Regions from separate parts of the Homo sapiens genome. Here all the other regions are linked to region 1. A link is a contact called in ENCODE Hi-C or POLR2A ChIA-PET data. All regions are on one chromosome and are shown on one strand. The core of a region is the stretch at or near the end of the contact, and the rest is flanking DNA. Distances in the headings are between cores, read along the strand shown. Region 1 holds the start of PGAM5 (PGAM family member 5, mitochondrial serine/threonine protein phosphatase). Region 2 holds the start of ZNF26 (zinc finger protein 26). Region 3 holds the start of ZNF140 (zinc finger protein 140). Region 4 holds the start of ZNF84 (zinc finger protein 84).

What was found. A loop is a pair of places that touch in the nucleus more often than their neighbours do. ChIA-PET counts read pairs that join two places held with the same protein, here RNA polymerase II (POLR2A). Pooled maps may share reads with other maps.
Region 2: a loop to region 1 is called in a map of CD8-positive, alpha-beta T cell, with 10 times the contacts of the local background. The contact joins the promoter of ZNF26 here to the promoter of PGAM5 in region 1. A Hi-C loop is called at or near these places in 1 of 168 maps with a recorded cell type or tissue (CD8-positive, alpha-beta T cell), 1 of 37 single-sample maps with no recorded cell type and 10 of 50 pooled maps. POLR2A ChIA-PET finds 5 or more read pairs at or near these places in 1 of 52 experiments (CD4-positive, alpha-beta memory T cell).
Region 3: a loop to region 1 is called in a map of naive thymus-derived CD4-positive, alpha-beta T cell, with 18 times the contacts of the local background. The contact joins the promoter of ZNF140 here to the promoter of PGAM5 in region 1. A Hi-C loop is called at or near these places in 1 of 168 maps with a recorded cell type or tissue (naive thymus-derived CD4-positive, alpha-beta T cell), 13 of 37 single-sample maps with no recorded cell type and 15 of 50 pooled maps. POLR2A ChIA-PET finds 5 or more read pairs at or near these places in 1 of 52 experiments (A673).
Region 4: a loop to region 1 is called in a map of CD4-positive, alpha-beta T cell, with 2.8 times the contacts of the local background. The contact joins the promoter of ZNF84 here to the promoter of PGAM5 in region 1. A Hi-C loop is called at or near these places in 2 of 168 maps with a recorded cell type or tissue (CD4-positive, alpha-beta T cell and naive thymus-derived CD4-positive, alpha-beta T cell), 9 of 37 single-sample maps with no recorded cell type and 12 of 50 pooled maps. POLR2A ChIA-PET finds 5 or more read pairs at or near these places in 1 of 52 experiments (activated naive CD4-positive, alpha-beta T cell).

The regions. Positions count from the first base shown.
Region 1 is chr12:132,707,561-132,712,543 of GRCh38, forward strand. It overlaps PGAM5 (PGAM family member 5, mitochondrial serine/threonine protein phosphatase), which reads left to right and starts at 3,282. Exons shown (of 6, transcript NM_001170543.2): 1 at 3,282-3,507. The coding sequence starts at 3,317. It overlaps LOC124903063 (a long non-coding RNA gene), which reads right to left and starts at 3,035. Exons shown (of 2, transcript XR_007063551.1): 1 at 2,934-3,035. RefSeq lists an enhancer at 2,799-2,848 and silencers at 3,019-3,478, 3,689-3,798.
Region 2 is chr12:132,984,660-132,989,187 of GRCh38, forward strand. It overlaps ZNF26 (zinc finger protein 26), which reads left to right and starts at 1,708. Exons shown (of 4, transcript NM_019591.4): 1 at 1,708-2,214. The coding sequence starts at 2,182. RefSeq lists enhancers at 1,329-1,798, 2,054-2,553, 2,279-2,328.
Region 3 is chr12:133,079,069-133,083,849 of GRCh38, forward strand. ZNF140 (zinc finger protein 140) reads left to right here and starts at 1,855. Exons shown (of 5, transcript NM_003440.4): 1 at 1,855-2,004; 2 at 2,205-2,261; 3 at 4,035-4,161; 4 at 4,398-4,493. The coding sequence starts at 2,253. RefSeq lists enhancers at 884-1,573, 1,644-1,843.
Region 4 is chr12:133,034,211-133,038,996 of GRCh38, forward strand. It overlaps ZNF84 (zinc finger protein 84), which reads left to right and starts at 3,299. Exons shown (of 5, transcript NM_001289971.2): 1 at 3,299-3,335. ZNF84-DT (ZNF84 divergent transcript) reads right to left here and starts at 3,012. Exons shown (of 3, transcript NR_110091.1): 1 at 2,559-3,012. RefSeq lists an enhancer at 2,916-3,005 and a silencer at 3,226-3,405.

The DNA of each region.
Region 1 (4,983 bases), core at 2,032-4,531:
TCAAGAGAATTTGCTGGAGAAGATTTCACATCATGTATATGGCTTACCACAGCCCGCATCCGGTCAGTTCGCTGAACACACCTTTACGGAGTGCTGTCAGGCACACAGGGGAGAGCAGAGACCAGGAGTTTTTAGTTTCACACACTTAACAGTCATCAGAAAACAGGCTTTTTTTTTTTTTTTTTTTTTGAGACAGAGTCTCACTCTGTTGCCCAGGCTGGAGTGCGGTGGCATGATCTCAGCTCACTGCAGCCTCCCGTTTCCAAGTGATTCTCCTGGCTCAGCCTCCTGAGTAGCTGGGATTACCAGCGCGTGCCACTATGCCCTGCTAATTTTTTGTATTTTTAGTAGAGATGGGGTTTCACCATGTTGGCCAGGCTGGTCTCGAACTCCTGACCTCAAGTGATCCATCCGCCTGTCTCGGCCTCTCAAAGTGCTGGGATTATCGAGCATGAGCCACTGCGCCCGGCGTAAAAAATACATTAAAAAAAAATATTTTCTCCTGGGCTGGTCAGTTTCCACACAGAGGAATCCTTTAGTTCTTGTCAGGGCATTGGGGGAAGGATGGTGGTGGTAGCTGAGCAGGGAATGAGCCTAGTGGCCAACATTCTTGTGGCTATCTGGAGGAAAGGGGTTAGAGGTCCTACTCTTCCTTATGTGAACTCTGTATAATCCCATCTTTATTACTGCATCCCCAATCTGAGCTATGCTTGGTGTCCTGAAATCCAGAACCCTCCTGTTCAAGTCCCCTGGAATGGCCTTTCTCTAGTGCTCCACGGTGATGAAAGTGAGCTATTCCCCTGAACATGTGGGGGAGAAACGAAATGTGGAAGGCAACCTTTTCCTCTAAATGCTCCTGCTTTCAGCCCCACAGCTCTCAGACAGGAGGCTAATGCTGCCAACTCCCAGACTCTTCCAGACTCACTGGATTAAATGAACTTGCTTCCTGGTTTCCTTCCACATAGGCACTGGTGTTCCATATTCTCAGGTCGATAAAGATCTGATCTCCAGCTCTTGAACTTTTGTTAACTGATTTATCTGCTGTCATTTCTTCTTATGGATTCAACTATGTCCTTGTGGATTTTCCCTTGTTTTTTATTTTATTTTTTGAGATGGAGTCTTGCTCTGTCACCCAGGCTGGAGTGCAGTAGTGTGATCTCAGCTCACTGCAGCTTCTGCCTCCTGGATTCCAGCGATTCTCCTGCCTCAGCCTCCTGGGTAGCTGGGATTACAGGTATGTACCAGCTAATTTTTGTATTTTTAGTAGAGATGGGGTTTCACCATGTTGGCCAGGCTGGTCTCAAACTCCTGATCTCAGGTGATCTGCCCGCCTCGGCCTCCCAAAGTGCTGGGATTACAGGCATGAGCCACTGAGCCTGGCTGATTTTCTTTTTTTTGAGACAGAGTCTCTGTCACCCAGGCTGGAGTGCAGTGGCACCATCCTGGCTCACTGCAACCTCTGCCTCCCAGGTTCAAGCGATTATCCGGCCTTAGGCTCTCGAGTAGCAGGGACTACAGGCGCGCACCACCACGCCAGGCTTTTTTGTATTTCAGTAAAGACGGGGTTTCACCATGTTGGTCAGGCTGGTCTTGATCTCCTAACCTCGTGATCCGCCCACCTCAGCCTCCCAAAGTGCTGGGATTACAGGCGTGAGGCACTGCGCCCGGCCCAATTTTCCTTTATTTTTTTGAGACAGAGTCTCGCTCTGTCGCCCAGTCTGGAGTGCAGTGGCGCGATCTCGGCTCACTGCAAGCTCCGCCTCCCGGGTTCACGGCATTCTCCTGCCTCAGCCTCCCTAGTAGCTGGGACTACAAGCACCCGCCACCATGCCCTATTTTTTTTTTTTTTTTTTGTATTATTAGTAGAGACGGGTTTTCACCGTGTTAGCCAGGATGGTCTCGAGCTCCTGACCTCGTGATCCGCTCACCTAGGCCTCCCAAAGTGCTGGGATTACAGGCGTGAGCCACCACGCCCGGCCTTCCTTTTATTTTTATTTTTTAAATCTTCCTATCATTTTTAGTAAATGACCTGGAAGCAGCAGACCCAACTGGAAGCGTACAGGTTCAAGAAAGCCTGTTTAAGCAGAAGTCTCAGTATTTCTGTGGAACCATTCAGTTTTTTTATTTTTATTTTTTTGAGACATTGTTTCACTCTGTTGCCCAGGCTGGAGTGCAGTGAGGCAATCTCAGCTCACTGCAACCTCCGCTTCCTGGGTTCAAGCAACTCTCCTGCCTCAGCCTCCTGAGTAGCTGGTATTACAGGCTGGAGCCACCGTGCCCGGCTAATTTTTGTATTTTTAGTAGAGACCGGGTTTCACCATGTTGGCCAGGCTGGTCTCAAACTTCTGACCTCAGGTGATCCGCCTGTCTCGGCTTCCCAAAGTGTTGTGATTACACGCGTGAGCCACCGAGCCCAGGCCCAAGTGATTTTTAAATAGCTTAAATCAGATCATGTCATTTCCCAATTTTAAAATGGGCAGAGATGGTCCAGCAATCCCACTTCTGGGTACAGACGCAAAACAATCAATGAAAGAGAGATCTGCACGCAGCACTGTTCACGCTAGCGAGGAGATGGCAACAGGGCAAGCGTCCAGCAATGGGTAAGCGGTGGGGTCGGTGCACGCAGGCGTCCAGCAATGGGTAAGCGGTGGGGTCGGTCCACCCAGGGAGCGCTGGTCCCCCTGGAAGGAAACCCAGGCTCTAACGCGGTCCCTCTGAGGACCCTGCTAGGCGAAACGCGCCGGCCATAGAAAGACTGTCCCGCAGGAGAGGGCGGTGTTCGGCCCGGGGTTTGAGGGGTCGGGACCAGGAGGAGGGACAGCCCGGCCGAACCTGAACGCACTTCAGGCCGCTTGAACAGCACACGCAGGAACTGCGCCGACGGAAAACTTTACTTCGTGTTCCGCCACCAAAAAAATATCGTTTAAACAAACCTGCGGCAGCTTCCCAGCTCCCTTAAACCAGGATCCCAAGTTCTCCGCGTCTCCGCCCCTGCACCCAGCCTCCGGCCTCGGCAGGCGCTTCCGGTGCGGAACCTTCTGGAAAGTACCGCGCCGCCCTCCCGGCGTCCCCACAACCCCGCCCGCACCTGCGCGCACCGGCGCTCGCGAGCACAAGTGACGGGACTGGAGCGTGGCGCGGCAGGTGGCTCCACGAAAACGCCCCTTCGCGCAAGGCTGCCCCGCGTCCTGCCGCGCCCCAGGAGGCGGGACTTCCGCCCCCGCCGCCCGGAAGCGGCAGCCGGGGGAAGCGTGTTCCTCGCGGAGCGCCGTCGGGGCCGTGGGCGCCTGCGCGGGCCGGCGCGGGAGCAAGCGGCATGGCGTTCCGGCAGGCGCTGCAGCTGGCGGCCTGCGGGCTGGCCGGGGGCTCGGCCGCCGTGCTCTTCTCGGCCGTGGCGGTAGGGAAGCCGCGCGCAGGCGGGGACGCGGAGCCACGCCCGGCTGAGCCGCCGGCCTGGGCGGGGGGCGCGCGGCCGGGCCCCGGTGTCTGGGACCCCAACTGGGACAGGTGCGCGCGGGGCTGTTTGGGGCCGGGGTCGGGATGGGGGTCAGGGCAGGTGTTACCGTTGGGATCGAGATCGGGACCAGGTTTAAGGTTGCGATCGGGTCGGGATCTGGGGTCGCCGTCTGCTTTCCCCAGCGGAGGAGCCGCTTTCCGGGGCCGCTCTGCGCGGAGGGTTCCGGGGGCGGCTGACCCTTCCCGCCGGCTTCTGTGGCCGAGCTCCGTCGCGTCCTCGCCCTTCTCCCCGCCCCTGCGAGTCCGCCCTGGGTGCCATCGCCGGAGCGCGGGCCGGGGCGAGGCTGAGGTGGAAGCCGGGCCTCCTTCAGGGGCGTTTGCAGGAGCGCGCCCGCGAGCTGCGTGCGGTTATTGAGCGTTTGAAATATGGCTCGTGTGATTCCTGAAGGGAATGCTTAGTTTACGTCAATTTAAACTTAACGCAAGCAGGGCCGGGTGCGGTAGCTCAGGCCTGTAATCCCAGCGTTTGGGAGGCTGAGGCCGGAGGATCGCTTGAGAAATTTGAAACCAGCCTGGGCAACATAGTGAGACCCCCATCTCTACAAAAAATACAAAAAAAATTGGCCGAGCGAGGTGGCGCGCGCCTGTGGTCCCAGCTACTCGGGAGGCTGAGGTAGGAGGATCCCTTGAGTCCAGGGGTCCCAGGCTGCACAGTGTGAGCCGAGATCCCGCCACTTCACTCCAGCCTGAGCAACAGAGCCTGTCTCAAAGGAAAAAAAAAAAAAGTAGTGCAGGTTTTTAACATTAGTTATGTGTTGAAATAGTATTTTTAGCATATTGAATTAAAAGTATGATCGAAATTCACCTGTTTCTTTTTAATGTTGCTATTAGAAAATGTATAATTTCACATGTTGCTGGCATTCTGTTTCTGTCGGCCAGGACTGCTCTAGCGGCAAGGATGGTTTTCCCAGTCCTAACTCCTCATTATACTCAGTACTTTGAGAAAGGGGGCACAGAATTATACTACTGTGGTTGCGTTAGGTACTTTATATTAGATTTTTATCTTTTGTTAACCTTATTTCCTCTATTATTAGCATCATACACTAAGCATGGTGTATATATCAAAATTAATGAGCCAAAATAATATAGATTAATTATAGTTATTATATTAGTTTATAATACATTACTGTTAACTAAGGTTCATGTTTCATTGAGATTTCCTCAGCTTTTACCTGCTGTTCTGTTCTAGGGTCCCACATGACAAGTAGTCTTCATGCCTCCGTAGGCATGTTTTGGCTGTGACAATTTCTCAGACTTGTTTTGATGATCATGAGTGTTTGAGGCGTCCTGGTCAGGGGTTTGGTAGAAGGTCCCTCAATTGAGACTTCTCTGAAGGTTTTCTCATGATTAGACTGGAGTTACATTCTTTTTCCTTCTTTTCTTTTTTCTTTTTCCTTGAGACGGAGTTTCGCTCTTGTTGCCCAGGCTGGAGTGCAATGGTGCAATCTCGGCTCACTGCAACCTCCG
Region 2 (4,528 bases), core at 458-2,957, 280 kb after region 1:
TGATCTCCAGTTCCATCCATGTTGTTGCAAATGACAGGATCTCATTCTTTTTTATGGCTTCCTAGTACTCCATTGTGTATATGTACCACATTTTCTTTATTCATTAACCTGTTGATTGACACTTCGGTTACTTCCAAATCTTGGCTATTGTGAATAGTGCTGCAGTCAACAAGGGAGTGCAGACAGCTCTTGGATATACTGATTTTCTTTCTTTCGGGTATATACCTAGGAGTGGGATAGCTGCATTGTATGGTAGCTCTATTTTTATTTTTTTGAGGAACCTCCAAACTGTTCTCCATAGTGGTTGTACTAATTTACATTCCCACCAAGAATGTACCAGGGTTCCCTTTTCCCCATATCCTCACCAGCATTTATTATTGCTTGTCTTTTGGATAAAAGCCATTTTAACTGGGGTGAGATAATATCTCGTTGTAGTTTTGATTTGCATTTCTCTGATGATCAATTATATTGTGTACCTTTTCATATACCTGTTTGCCATTTGTATGTCTTCTTTTGAGAAATGTCTATTCAGATGTTTGGCACTTTTTTTTTTTTTTTTTTTTTGAGACAGGGTTTCACTCCTGTCATCGAGGCTGGAGTGCAATGGTGCAATCTCGGCTCACTGCAACCTCCACCTCACGGGCTCAAGCAATTCTGCTGCCTTAGCCCCCCAAGTAGCTGAGACTACAGATGCATGCCACCACATCCGGCTTACTTTTGATATGTTTTGTAGAGACGAGGTTTCACCATGTTGCCCAGGCTAGTCTCCAACTCCTGGGCTCATGCGATCCACCCACCTCAGCCCTCCAAAATGCTGGGATTACAGACGTGAGCCATCGTGCCTGGCCATTTTGCACATTTTTAAATCTCAAAAGGCCAATCTACAATAGTGGTGTTATCTGTAGGAGTAACTGGGGAAGTTGCGTGTCTTGTGACCAATCCACATCTTAGCAGAATTCAGGCTCCTCTCCTCCCGCTAGCTTGGTGGTCTCTCATAGGTTTTACAAAGGCAGTTGGGTTTTGGAAAAGGGCTATCATTTGAACTATAACCTAAATGTCTTCCAAAGTTAGCTTGGCCTAAGCCCAGGAATAATGAAGGCATCTTGACAGCCAAAGGCGCGCAGAGTTGGGGGTTTGGTTAGATTAGACCTCCCCCACTGCTATAATTTTCTCACTGATATAATTTTTGCAAAGGCAGTTTCATTACTGGTGTGGTTCTATTTATTTGTTTTTCACATCTACTATAGTTTCTCCTTTATGAAGTTGGTTACTGTATTATTTGGTGCACTGATATTCAAAACTGTTATTTAACCCTATGAACTGCAGCTTTTAGCTTTACAAAGCGTCCTTTTTTGCTGTGCCTTCTGGTCTGAACCCTATCTTGTTTGATATCAAAACCTCAGCACGCCTGCGTCTCTGCTGGGGTCGGACTCTGAGTCAGTTCTACAGGCCCTGGGAAACTGGGCGTCCAGGCTCCGAGGATGGTACTGAACCTGGCGCAGCCGTGGGAGGGTGAACCAGGTGCCGCTGGCGGAGCCCCCTCCCAGCCTTCCTTTCCCGTCAGGCTGTGCCCCTCTCTAGATCCGCGGCAGCTGGAAGCCAGGCCTGTAACGAGGGAGCCTTCTCCGAGGATTGTGGGAGATGTAGTTTTTCCGGCGCCTTCGCGTCCTGGCGCATCGACGCAGGACGCACTTCCGCATGCGCCGCACTCCCGGCCTTAGTCGGGTGCGCGCGTGCAGGGCTGTTTCCGGCTTAGACTCAGTGGACCGGAATCTGGCCAGCGGGTGTACCTGGCTGAGTCTCTGTGGCCGCGGAGGCGCGGAGCTAAGCGGCTCGGATTATCCTGGGCAGACCAGAGACTTGACCAGCTAAACACTTCCGTCGGTCCGGGGCGTGGACGGGGCCAGATCAGCCTCCTGCTCTCCCGAGTCAGGGCCACGGAAAGGCACAAATCCATCCGTGCGACTCCTGGTACCCAGACCGGGAGGTTGTCTAGTCACGCGCGGTCTGTGTTGGGCGAGAGCTGAGGAGCCGGCGTCCCTGCCAACGACTCGGCCCCGGGACGGTCAGGAGCCTGGGGCCCTGGTCCCGCACCTGTCTTCGGGCGGACGCATCCCTCACGGTCTCTCCGCAGCCCGCGGGTCCTGCCCCCGCAGGCAGCGCGCGAACGTGGGCGTGGGGATGGCCACCAGTTTCCGGACAGCTTCGTGCTGGGTAAGTAGAGACTTTCCGTGTTTAAAATTCGACTGGATACTGAGGGTGGCCACGTTAATCTCTTCAGGGTTACTCCGGGAACTGAACTCACATTCAGCTGTAATTGTGTGCGTAGTTTACTAGACTACCCTCCCCACCAAACCAAAGCGCCTCTGAAGCTCGCCCAAGCTCTGGCCCTGCAGAAACGTGCCTGTGGTATTCTGTGACGGGCAGTTATACTGCACTTCATGGCCAGCTGCGGGCCCTGAAGTCTGAGGATCCTCCATCATTTCATGTTTTCTACACAAAGTTGTCTTATGGAGACCCTTAGAACTTAGCTGGAGAAATGATCAGTTCCTCCTTTTTCGTTTGGCCAAATGCTTGTTTATGGAGTGTCCTTTTGTCTGCTGGACTCTAAGGCTGGTGCTGGCAATGCAGAGATAAATTATGTATGTTCCTAATTTTAGAGGAGCTTTGGTTTGGTGGAGAGGGTAGTCTAGTGAACTATGGACGCAATTACAGGTGAATGAATAGGGAGAAAAGGCTAGGAGCGGAGCTCGAGAGTCCGAAAGGTAAGGGGCGGGCCAGTGGATCATCGGGACTTTATGAATTATTGATGGAGTGAACCAGAGGGGAGTCTTTACAAGTGATTTGATTGCCAAATCCTTTGCCCTCGGTGAGTGGTGTTGACGACGTTGCCGGATGTGGTGCTCTACCATTGAGCTATACAGCCGGAGACTAGGAATGCTATTGGAAGAGGGACCCTGGGAATGACTTTCGCAGGTGTTGAATATCCAATGCCTGTATTTCAGCCTGTAACTCACATGGGAGGTCTAAACTGGAAATACATAAAGACACCTTATTGTATTCGTGGAAGCTCAGAGTGTGACCAACTGGAACCCTCAAGAGGACCGAGGTGAGGACTCAGGTTAATGAAAGGAAAGGACACACGGTGGAGAAAGGCTGTTGTGCTAAAGAAACGAGAGAAAGTTAGGAGTGGATTTCTCCCCCTGTGAGTTTGTTCCTTTGTCAGAGATCAGTTGACTATATTTATATGGGTCTATTTCTGGGCTCTTTATTGAGTTCTATTGATCTATTTGTTGTTTCACTAATACCACACTGCCACACTGTCTTGATTTTTGTAGCTTTGTAATAAGTCTTTTTTTATTTTTTTGAGACGGAGTCTCGCTCTGTCGCCCAGGCTGGAGTGCAGTGGCGCGATCTCGGCTCACTGCAACCTCTGCCTCCCGGGTTCGAGCGATTCTTGAGCCTCAGCCTCCCGAGTAGCTGGGATTACAGGCACATGCCACCCAGTCCGGGTAATTTTTGTATATTTTGTAGCGATGGAGTTTAGCCATGTTGCCCAGGCTGGTCTTTATAGTAAATCTTTTGTTTTTTTTTCAAGGCAGGATCTCACTCTGTTGCCCAGGTTGGAGTGCAGTGGAACAGTCACAACTCACTGCAGCCTCGAACTCCCGGGCTCAAGGGATCCTCCACCTCAGCCTCCTGAGTAGCTGGGATTACAGGCATATGCCACCACATCAGGCTAATTAAAAATTTTTTTTTTTTTTTGTACAGATAGGGTCTCACTGTGTTGCCCTGGCTGGCCTGCAACTCTTGGCCTCAAGCACTTCTTCCTCCTTGGCCTCCCAAAGCATTGGTGGGATAACAGGTGTGAGCCACCATGCCCAGCCTATAAGTCTTGAAGTCAGGTTCATTCTCCCAAATGTATTCTTCTGCTTCCGTATCCTGTTAGCTAATCTAAGTCTTTTGTCTGTCTGAACTTTATAATCAGTTTGTCAACATCTGCAAAATAACTTGCTGGGATTTTAACTGACAGTGCATTCAATCTGTAGATCAAGTTGGGAAGAGCTGAAGTCTTGAATATTGAGTCTTCCTATCCATGAACATGTTATATCTCTCTATCTAGTTCTTAGTTTTCATTCAGCAGTGTTTGGTAGTTTTTCTCATATAGATTTTATATAGTATCATTATATATTTTGTTAGACTTACACCTAAGTATTTAATTTTTGTGGGTGCTACTGTAAATGGTATTGTGTTTTTTATTTCAAATTCAGCTTACACCTGTGTACAGGAAAGGGGTTGACTTTTGTATATTAACTTTGTATCCTGCAACCTTGGTATAATCATGTAGTTCCAGGAGTCTTTCGGTGAATTTTTTTTTTTTTTTTTTTTTTTTTTTTGAGACAGAGTCTCGCTGTTGGCCAGGCTGGAGTGCAGTGGCACAATCTCGGCTCACTGCAACCTCCACCTCCTGGGTTCAAGCGATTCTCCTGCCTGAGCCTCCTGAGTAGCTGGTACTACAGGCATGTGC
Region 3 (4,781 bases), core at 605-3,104, 370 kb after region 1:
TACAGGCACCCACCACCATGCCCAGGTAATTTTTGTATTTTTAGTAGAGACGAGGTTACACTCTGGCCTGTTGGCCAGGCTGATTGCAAACTCCTGACCTCAGGTGATCTGCCCGCCTTAGCCTCCCAAAGTGCTGGGATTACAGGCATGAGCCACAGCACCCGGCAACTCCATCTTAAATAAGAACTGGGTAAAATAAGGCTGAGGCATACTGGGCTGCGTTCCAAGACCGTTAGGCATTCTAACTCACAGTATGAGACAGCAGGTCAGCATGAGACACAGGTCATAAAGACCTTGCTGATAAAAGTTTACAGTAAAGAAGCCGGCTAAAACCCACCAAAACCAAGATGGCAATGAGAGTGACTTCTGGCTGTCCTCATTGCTACGTCTTCCACTGTCAGAGGCGGTTGAACCAGGGCAACTCTATCTTGAGTAGGGGCTGGTTAAAATAAGGCTGAGACCTGCTGGGCAGCATTCCCTGGAGGTTAAGGCATTCGTAGTCACAGGATGAGACATGAGGCTGGCACAAGATACAGGTCATAAAGACCTTGCTGATAAAACAGGTTGCAGTAAAGAAGCCGACTAAAACCGAGATAGCGATGAGAACGACCTGATTGTCCTCACTGCCCACCAGTGGCTATGGCAACGTCAGGAAGTTACCCTATATGGTCTAAAAAGAGGATGCATGAATAATCCACCCCTTGTTTAGCATATCATCAAGAAATAACCACAAAAATGCGCAACCAGCAGCCCTCGGGGCTGCCCTGCCTATGGATTAGCCATTCTTTATTCCTTTACTTTCCTAATAAACTTGCTTTCACCTTATGGATTCGCCTCAAATTCTTTCTTGTGCAAGATCCAAGAACCCTCTCTTAGAGTCTGAGATCCGGACCCCTTTCCAGTAGCAAAAGGTCTTAGACTGAAGTACTGACTCCACAGTCGTTGTTAAGAATCCTAGTTGTTTAATAGAGGCGGTCTTGGGCTCTTGCTGGGCCGCGGTGTGTTCTGGGAAGTGTAGTCACCTGAGTCTCCAGTTCCTTGTCTCTGGGCCGTGTGTGCACGCCAGCGAAGCACTGTGGGAGTCGTAGTAGGGGAGGAAAACCCTATACCCTCTGGCGTGCGGCGCAGGAGTTTGGGGGAATGTAGTCGCCAGAGCTCTGCGTTGTCTTCCGGCTTTGGGCGTGGCCACGATGCACTCTGGGAGTCGTAGTAGGGGAAGAACGTCCTCCGCTCTTTTGCGCACGGTCGCTAGAGGTTCTGGGAAGTGTAGTTGCCTGAAGCTCGTGTTCTTTGTCTTTCGATGATGTGCGCTTGGCCTCAAAGCACCCTGGGAGTTGCAGTGGGGCGGGGAAAGCCATATGCTCTCTCGCGCGGGGTCGCGGTTGTTTCTGGGAAGTGTGGTGGCCTGAGTTCCACGTTCTTCGTTTCTCCGCTAGTTGTGCGCTTGGCCGCGAGACACTCTGGCAGTTATAGGAACACAAAGGTCTGTGTACTCTTCCGCGGGGGGCCGCGGTTATTTCTGGGAAATGTAGTTGCCTAGGACCCGGGTTCTTTGTTTCTCGGCTCTGGGCGTGGGAGGATAGCCCCTATGCTCTGGCGCACCGGGCCGCGATGGCTCTGGGAATTGTAGTTGTCGCAGGCCCTCGTTCTTTGTCTCCTGGCGTTCTGGGCACGGCAGCGAGGCGCTCTGGGAGTTCCAGTAGGAACGAAAAGCCCTTGCGCGCAGGGCCGCATTGGTTTCTGGGAATTGTAGTTTCTTGAGGCCGGCGGCCTGGTTGGGGTGACGTCGGCGAGGCTTCTGAAGACGCAATTCCTGCGACGCCCGCGGAGGGGCCCTGGGGGGCGGCGCCGAGCGTCTGGCCTGTGTTGGCTGTAGGCAACGAAAGGAGCCCTCCCGGTCTGCGCCGGATGGCCCCGGGCGGTGACTCGGTCCGGAGCCCTGGAACGCTACGCCCACCTGGCGGAAAGCACCACGGAAACGCATCCTTCTGTGGCCACTGTTAGGTGAGGGGGTTCTGGGGAGGCGCGCCGTGGCAGGAAGAGAAAGCCGGCGCCAGTGGTCCAAGCGCGATCTCTCAGGGCGCCCTGCTCTCTACGTGGGAGGCGCGGAGCGGGGGCCACGGGAATCCCCAGTGCGGGAATCTAGTGACTTGGGCGCGGCCTAGCTGGCCTGTTCGCTCAGGGCTCCTTTCTCTCTCTGCCAGGTCTGCCATTTTACACTTTTCTGATCTCCTCCTTCCCTTCTGTGAGCTATGTCTCAGGTAAGCTAATGATTGATAAATATATATATATATATATATATAAATTTTTATTTTTTTTTTAAGAGAGAGACAGGGTCTCCTCCTGTCGCCCAGGCAGTGGAGCGATCATAGCATCCTGTAACCTCAAACTCTTGGCCTCAAGTGAGCCAACCCACTTGGCCTGTTTCCGCTTTTCTTTGTGAAGTGCAGCCGTGTTTTTCAGGACTTGGGACGTGGCTTTCTTTCTCCTACAACCACCTGCCTGGCAGAACCCCAGGACCCTGTCCCTTGTTCCTCCTTTTCAGGTGCTTATACTTAAGTATACATGAAGAGAGTGACAGGAAGCTATCCAGATGTGGGCGGGGTTTCTGACCTGGCTGGCATGTTTTAGGGTGAGAGGGTAGGGTGCCAGCTGTTACATCGCCTCCTCTTTCCCACAGTGTTAGAATGAGGAGTGCTTTACGTTACTCCAGCGCCCCTTTATTCATTTATTCAATATGTTTTTACTGAACCTCTACTTTCAGTGGTTCCCACAGTGTGATCCTTGGACCAGCAGTATCAGCATCATCTGAGAACGTATTAGAAATGAATATTCTTGAGTCCTACCCCAGACCTTCTGAATCAGAAACTGAGAATTTGGCCCAGCAGTCTAACAGTCCTTCCAAGTGATTCTAATGTGCAACTCATTCTAAGTCTTGAGGATGCAGAAGTGACCAAAACAAAATCTCCGAATCCTCAGAGCTCATTTTTCAGACATGACATAAGGAACACATTTTTATTTTGATTTGGCCTAAGGGCTTGGCTGGTAATTGTGCTTCACAGCAGTGGGGATAACAGGGTCAACTATTCAAAATGAGTCCCTCATTTCAGTTCCACTTCTTTATCCTACTTTTTGTCATACTTCTCTCCAAATTCAGAGGTTCTCTGAGTTTTGCTGGGGAATCCAATTTCCACCTCTGCTGCAGATCTTGCTGTGTAGGAAACAGCTGCTTTATTAGTCAACAGTCTTTAATCACTTTTTTATTAAACTTCAAAACTGTAAATTATAACTGCCATCCATCTGGGACTGCTACTAGTTTGAGACATTTTAAATTCCCATTCATGCCTTATAGATCAATGTGGATCACTCAAGTGGTGCAAAACCAGGCTGCAAAGCAAGGGCTTATATATTATTCCCCCTAACTCTGAGGGAAAGTGCTTTAGGTTCTGTCCTGGGAGGTATTACATTCTCTTCTTGCGGAATCAAGATTCTTTATTGCTTATCCTCCTTGTTCTGTGACATTGCTAAAATTACCACTAAGTTTCACAGGTATTTCTTTAGGATTAGGGATAACTGTGACAAACTTGAGACTGTATGCCCCATTTGAAGGGTGGTGCTGTTATCTGCTGTAGCGAATTATTACCCTGAAGAAATTCTGGCTGAATTATATTAAAATAGGCTGGTATTAAGGAAAATATACATTGTTTATTAACATAAAGGAATACTGTAAAATCTTAAGAATTTTTACAACCAATGCCAAAAATCCATATTGTTCATGTGTATAATCCTTTATTTTGAATAAAATTGTAAATTATCTCAGGACAGATAATTTATGTTTTTCTCCTTTTCTCCAGTTATACAACAAAACACAAGAGCTAGGCTCTTCATTATATAATTACTCAGAATTCTGAAAACTCTCACTGTTACTACTTAGACACATTGCCTAACCTCCACAGTGAGACTCATTTTATTCCTTGATGAGGGAGTTTGGGGGCATGCGTGCTGGTCATGCAAATATCTGTCCGTCATTTCAGGGGTCAGTGACATTCAGAGATGTGGCCATAGACTTCTCCCAGGAGGAGTGGAAATGGCTTCAGCCTGCTCAAAGAGATTTGTACAGATGTGTAATGTTGGAGAACTATGGCCATCTGGTCTCACTGGGTAAGTATTCTTCTTCATCTCCCTCAAGGCAAAATTTGACCGTTAGGGTGGCTGTTATAATTATCTGGCTGAATATTCCCAAGAGAGGTATGGGGTTTCTTAAAATTAGTTTTAAGATGGGGACGTAACTGCACCTTATTTTTAGACATTTTAAAAACTTACATCTGACATTTCCTTTGTGGCCCCTCTTAGGATTCAATGACTGATCTTGAATTTATTTCATTTTCTGCAAGCAGGTCTTTCCATTTCTAAGCCAGATGTGGTTTCCTTATTGGAGCAAGGGAAAGAACCCTGGCTGGGGAAAAGGGAAGTGAAAAGAGATCTGTTTTCAGGTGAGTGAGTTGGAAGCTGATGGGGAAATTTTTTAAAACCACTCAATTAGTCAATGAAAAAGGAATACTTTTTAATATGTTGATTGGAAAATTTTCCCTTAAAGATACTAGAGATACGCTAGGCACGGTGGCTCATGCCGGTAATCCCAGCACTTTGGGAGGCCGAGGTGGGTGGATCACGACGTCAGGAGATCGAGACCATCCTGGCTAACACGGTGACACCCCATCTCTGCTAAAAATACAAAAAAATTTGCCGGGCTTGGTGGCGGGTGCCTGTAGTCCCAGCTA
Region 4 (4,786 bases), core at 2,049-4,548, 330 kb after region 1:
ATATATATATATATATATATATATCATTGTGAAGTGACTGACACAATCAAGCCAGTGAATGTATCCATCACCTCACATAGTTACCCTTTAGGTATGTGTGATTAGGGTATTTCAGGCTTACTCTAAGTGAATTTCAAGCGTACAACATATTATTAACTGTCGTCACCATGCTGTCCATTAGGTCTCCAGAATTTATTCATGTTATAACTGCAAGTTTGTTCTCTTTTTAAAACATTTGACCAACATCTCCTCATTTCCCCTACTTGCCACCTGACCTCTGGTAACCACTCTTCCACTGTTTCTATGAGTTCGACTTTTTAAGATTCCACATCTACGTGAGATCGTGTAGTATCTTCTTTCTGTATCCGTGTATTTCTATGTGTATTTCACTTTGCATAATGTCCTCCAGGCTCATCCATGTTGTAGTAAATCACAGAATTTTCTCCTTTTTTGAGGCCAAGTAATATTCTATTGTGTACGTATACTACATTTTCTTTATCTTTTGATAGATGCTTAGGTTGTTTCTACATCTTCACTATTGTGAATAATGCTGCAATGAACAGGGGAGTGCAGATATCGCTGAGATATCTTTTAATTTTATTTATTTTGGATATATACTGCTATGATTTGAATGTCTATGCCCTCTGAAAATTACGTTGCAACTAACCCCCATTGTAACAGTGTTAGGAGAGTGGGAAAGCTGCCTATGGCAATTGAGAGGTGGGACCTTTGGGAGGTAACTAGGATTAGATGAGCTCATGAGGGTGGGCATTAGTGGCTTTATAGGAAGAGAAAGAGAGAAATGGGCTCGGCTGCTTGATCCCCCTTCACAGTGTGCACCCTGGACTGACCTGGGGCTCTGCAGAGAGTCCTGCTAGCAAGGAAGTCCTTACCAGAAGTGTCCCTCAACCTTGGACTTCCCAGTCTCCAGAACTGTAAGAAATAAATTCATTTTCTTTATAAATTATTCAGTGTCAGGTATTCAGTTACAGCAATAGAAAATAAACTAAGACAGAAAATTGGTACTGAGGAGTGGGGCTGTTGCTAATAATAAATCCTGAAAATGTGGAAGTGGCTTTGGAACTGGGTAATGGGCAGAGTTTGGAAGAGTCTGGAGGAGCAGGTTAGAAAAGGCCTAGATTCTGGTGAGGGATTGTCTCAAAAAAAAAAAAAAAGAAGAAGAAGAAGTTGTGAAACCATGCCCCCAAATAGTTAAAGAAACCAGTGACTAACGAATTTTTTTTTTTTGAGATGGAGTCTCGCTCTTGTCGCCCAGGCTGGAGTGCAGTGGCGCGATGTCGGCTCGCTGCAATCTCCACCTCCCAGGTTCAAGCGATTCTCCTGCCTCAGCCTCCCGAGGAGCTGGGATTACAGGTGTGCACCACCACGCCCAGCTAATTTTTGTATTTTTAGTAGAGACAGGGTTTCACCATGTTGGCCAGGCTGGTCTCGAACTCCTGACCTCAGGTGATCTGCCCGCCTCGGCCTCCCAAAGTGCTAGGATTATAGGCGTGAGCCACCGCGTCCGGCTAACAGAAATTCTTGAGCTTACAGGATGGCAGATAAGAAACAGTTTGCTGAAACTCCGTTTGTAATATAATACAACTGGCTGAAATCAGTTGAAACCAATATAACCAAACGGAGTCCATGCAGAATGAGCTTGCTGATGTCGCAGCCTGAATTTCCACTGCACTTTTCACACTAACTCTACCTTAATTTGCACATGGGACCCAAGAAGAGGCTTGAAGAGACAACTGCACATGGTCGGGGACTTTCCAGACTTCCTTTTTCCTTCACCATTCACCTGTGAATCCCAGAATCCACCCTCTAAACCTTTTTTCACAATAGTGCTGCCTTAAGGGCAGCACAGAGAGATAGATTTGAACTAAACTCCTGTCACTTTGTTGGTCAACTCGCAATTAAGCTTTTCTTTTCTCAAACGCCTGGTGCCATAGTATTGGCTTCTGTGCACATCGGGCAATGAGGTCTTTTGCGTAGCAGTATTTGGATATCCGGTTTCCTCACGCTATTTATTGAAGCGACTGTCCTTTCCCCATCGTGTATTCTTGACACAAGATTAGTTGACTTGCCTAAGATTAGTTGACTGTATATGCATGGGGTTATTTCTGGTTTTTCTACGCTGTTCCACATTGGTCCATGCGTCTGTTTTTATGCTAGTACTTCACTGGTGAGTTCTACCTCTGGGAATAAATATAAGAATTCTCTAATCACTGGATGTTTGAAGCAATTCACTAAGCAACTCATTATGATGCTTTCTGGCAAAGGATCTCTGAATTTGTCTTCAAATTGTGGATAAAATTGGGTCAAATTTGGCCCATGTTGTCCTGGAGAATCATTTGTGTCACAAATTATCAAATTTATTAGTATAGAGCGGATTTTCATTCAATTTCCTATGTGTCTATGGTTATTTCTCTTTTTTCATCTCTCTCCTCCATCTCCCCGGCCCCATCTTGCTGTCATAAGCATCGTGACTTACCTATAATTCTCCCTACGACTCCAGTTATGGATCAACTTTACTTTTTTCTGTTAATTCTTACCTTCTTTCCATAAATATATTTAAATTTTTTCTGGTTTCCTCAACTGAAGTCAAACCAATTGAGTATTGGTGGGCCGGGCGCGGTGGCTCACGCCTGTAATCCTAGCACTTTGGGAGGCCAAGGCGGGCGGATTGCCTGAGCTCAGGAGTTCGCGACCAGCCTGGGCAACACGGTGACTCCCCGTCTCTACTAAAATACAAAAAAATTAGCCGGGCGTGGCGGCGGGCGCCTGTAGTCCCAGCTACTCGGGAGGCTGAGGCAGAAGAATGGCGTCAACCCGGGAGGCGGAGTTTGCAGTGAGCCGAGATCACGCCACTGCACTCCAGCCTGGGTGACAGAGCGAGACGCCGTCTCAAGAAAATATATATATATATTGGTGGATTCGGTTTCCCTTTATGTTTCTCAGAAAACCGTGTGAGCCCGTTTGGAGTCACTCCGTCTCCAAGCGACAGGCACTTCCGGACGCGGGGCACTGTGGGAAGTTGAGTTCGCGGGGCTCCTTCCTTCGCGCATGCGCACATGCACTCTTGGTAATGCTTGCAGGTGGCCCGTTCTTCCTCTTTGTCCTTCGCTGCCACGTGAGAGGGGAGTGTACGCGTGTGCGCGCGTGCGAGTGTGCGCGTGTGCAGTCCCCGACTCGTCCCGGCCCGTTCGGAGCCGCCCGGGAGCGCACAAAGGCCGACGGTTTGGGCGCGTGCGCGGGACACGGGGGACGGGCGGTGTCACGTGATCGCGAGGCCGCGGGCGCGCGGGCGCGACTCGGCGGCGGCGTCTTTTGTGAGTTCAGTGAGTTTATTGCGGGCCCGGCGCTGGGGGCTCCGGGAATGGCGGGGGAGGCGCGCGGGAGTGGCCGCGGGGAGCTTCGGCTTCAAGGCCCTGGGCGTCCGCGCGCGGATGCGGGTCTGGGGCGGGTTGGGGCTGGGCCGGGTCGTGAAGATGCCGTGGGCCGCGGAGCTGCGCGGATTCTGGGCTGTGGGGCGGGCACGGCCTTTCCGGAGGCGCCGCTCCTGGGCGTCCTTTCAGGCGGGCGTGGAGGCGCCAGCCTCGGGCGCGTTTAGCCTCGGGCGCGTTTAGCCTCGACCTCGGGCCAGCCCGCTTGCCGCGCCGTGGCCCTAAGGAGCGGCTGCCCTGCTGGACCGCATCCACCAGCAGCCTGGCTCTGCCGCTATCGAAGGAGGCTTTTAAAGCGCTGGGGTTACAGGTGTGAGCCACCATTCCTGGCCGTGTATTTTTTAATGGTTATATTTATTGACTGTTTTAAATTTTTTAAGTGACTTTTGCTTTTGGTATGGTGTAGCGAAATCTCCCCTCAAATTATACATATATTCATTCACCTGTGGTTTTTTTTTGTAGACATTCTTAGGGTTTCCATTATTTTAAAATTTAACCCACTGAAAGTAGTTGTATGAAATAGCTACGTTTATTTTCTTTCAAATATTCTTGTATTCATTAAATAATTTAATTTTACTGATGGCTTTGAAATGCTACATTTATTGCATGCTGACTCTTGCATATTTAGACAGTTTGCTTTTTTTCATCTGTATAACTTCTCTGGAGCCAGTGTCAAATGTTATAATGATTATAATTTGTATGTATTACAGTGGGCCTGTTCACACTCATTATTTTGTATTTCCAAAAGCATCCAGGCCCGGTGTGGTAGGGCATGCCTGTAGCCCCAGCTACTCTGTAGGTTGAGGTAGGAGGATCACTTGAGCCCAGGAGTTCAGGGCTGCAGTGAGCTATGGTTATGCCATTGCACTTCAGCCTGGACAACACAGTAAGACCCTGTCAAAAAAAAAAAAAAAGTGTCCGAATTGTTCTTGAACCTTTTTTCTTACACATAAACTTTAGAATTTTGAGATTCTGATTGGAGTCGATGAGTTATATAAATCATTTGAGGTCAAATTATCTTCACAATCTGAAGTCTTCCTATCCCAGAATAAAATCGAATTATAAATTTCTTTAATTCTATTTTTATAGTTCTCATTGGTGTTTTTAGTATGCTTCATATGGGTCTTGATATTCCTACATATTTTATGTATTTTGTCAATTATGAGTCGGATTTTATTTTTTTGTTATTTTATGTGAGTTGTTTATATCTTACAGAAATAAGGTTATTGACCTGGAAAGATGTTCTTCACATAATGGGAAAAAAACAAAAACAGCTTTTAAATATGACCATATGCTTCCATTGTATGAAAAATATCACAATAGTTTCCATCATCCTA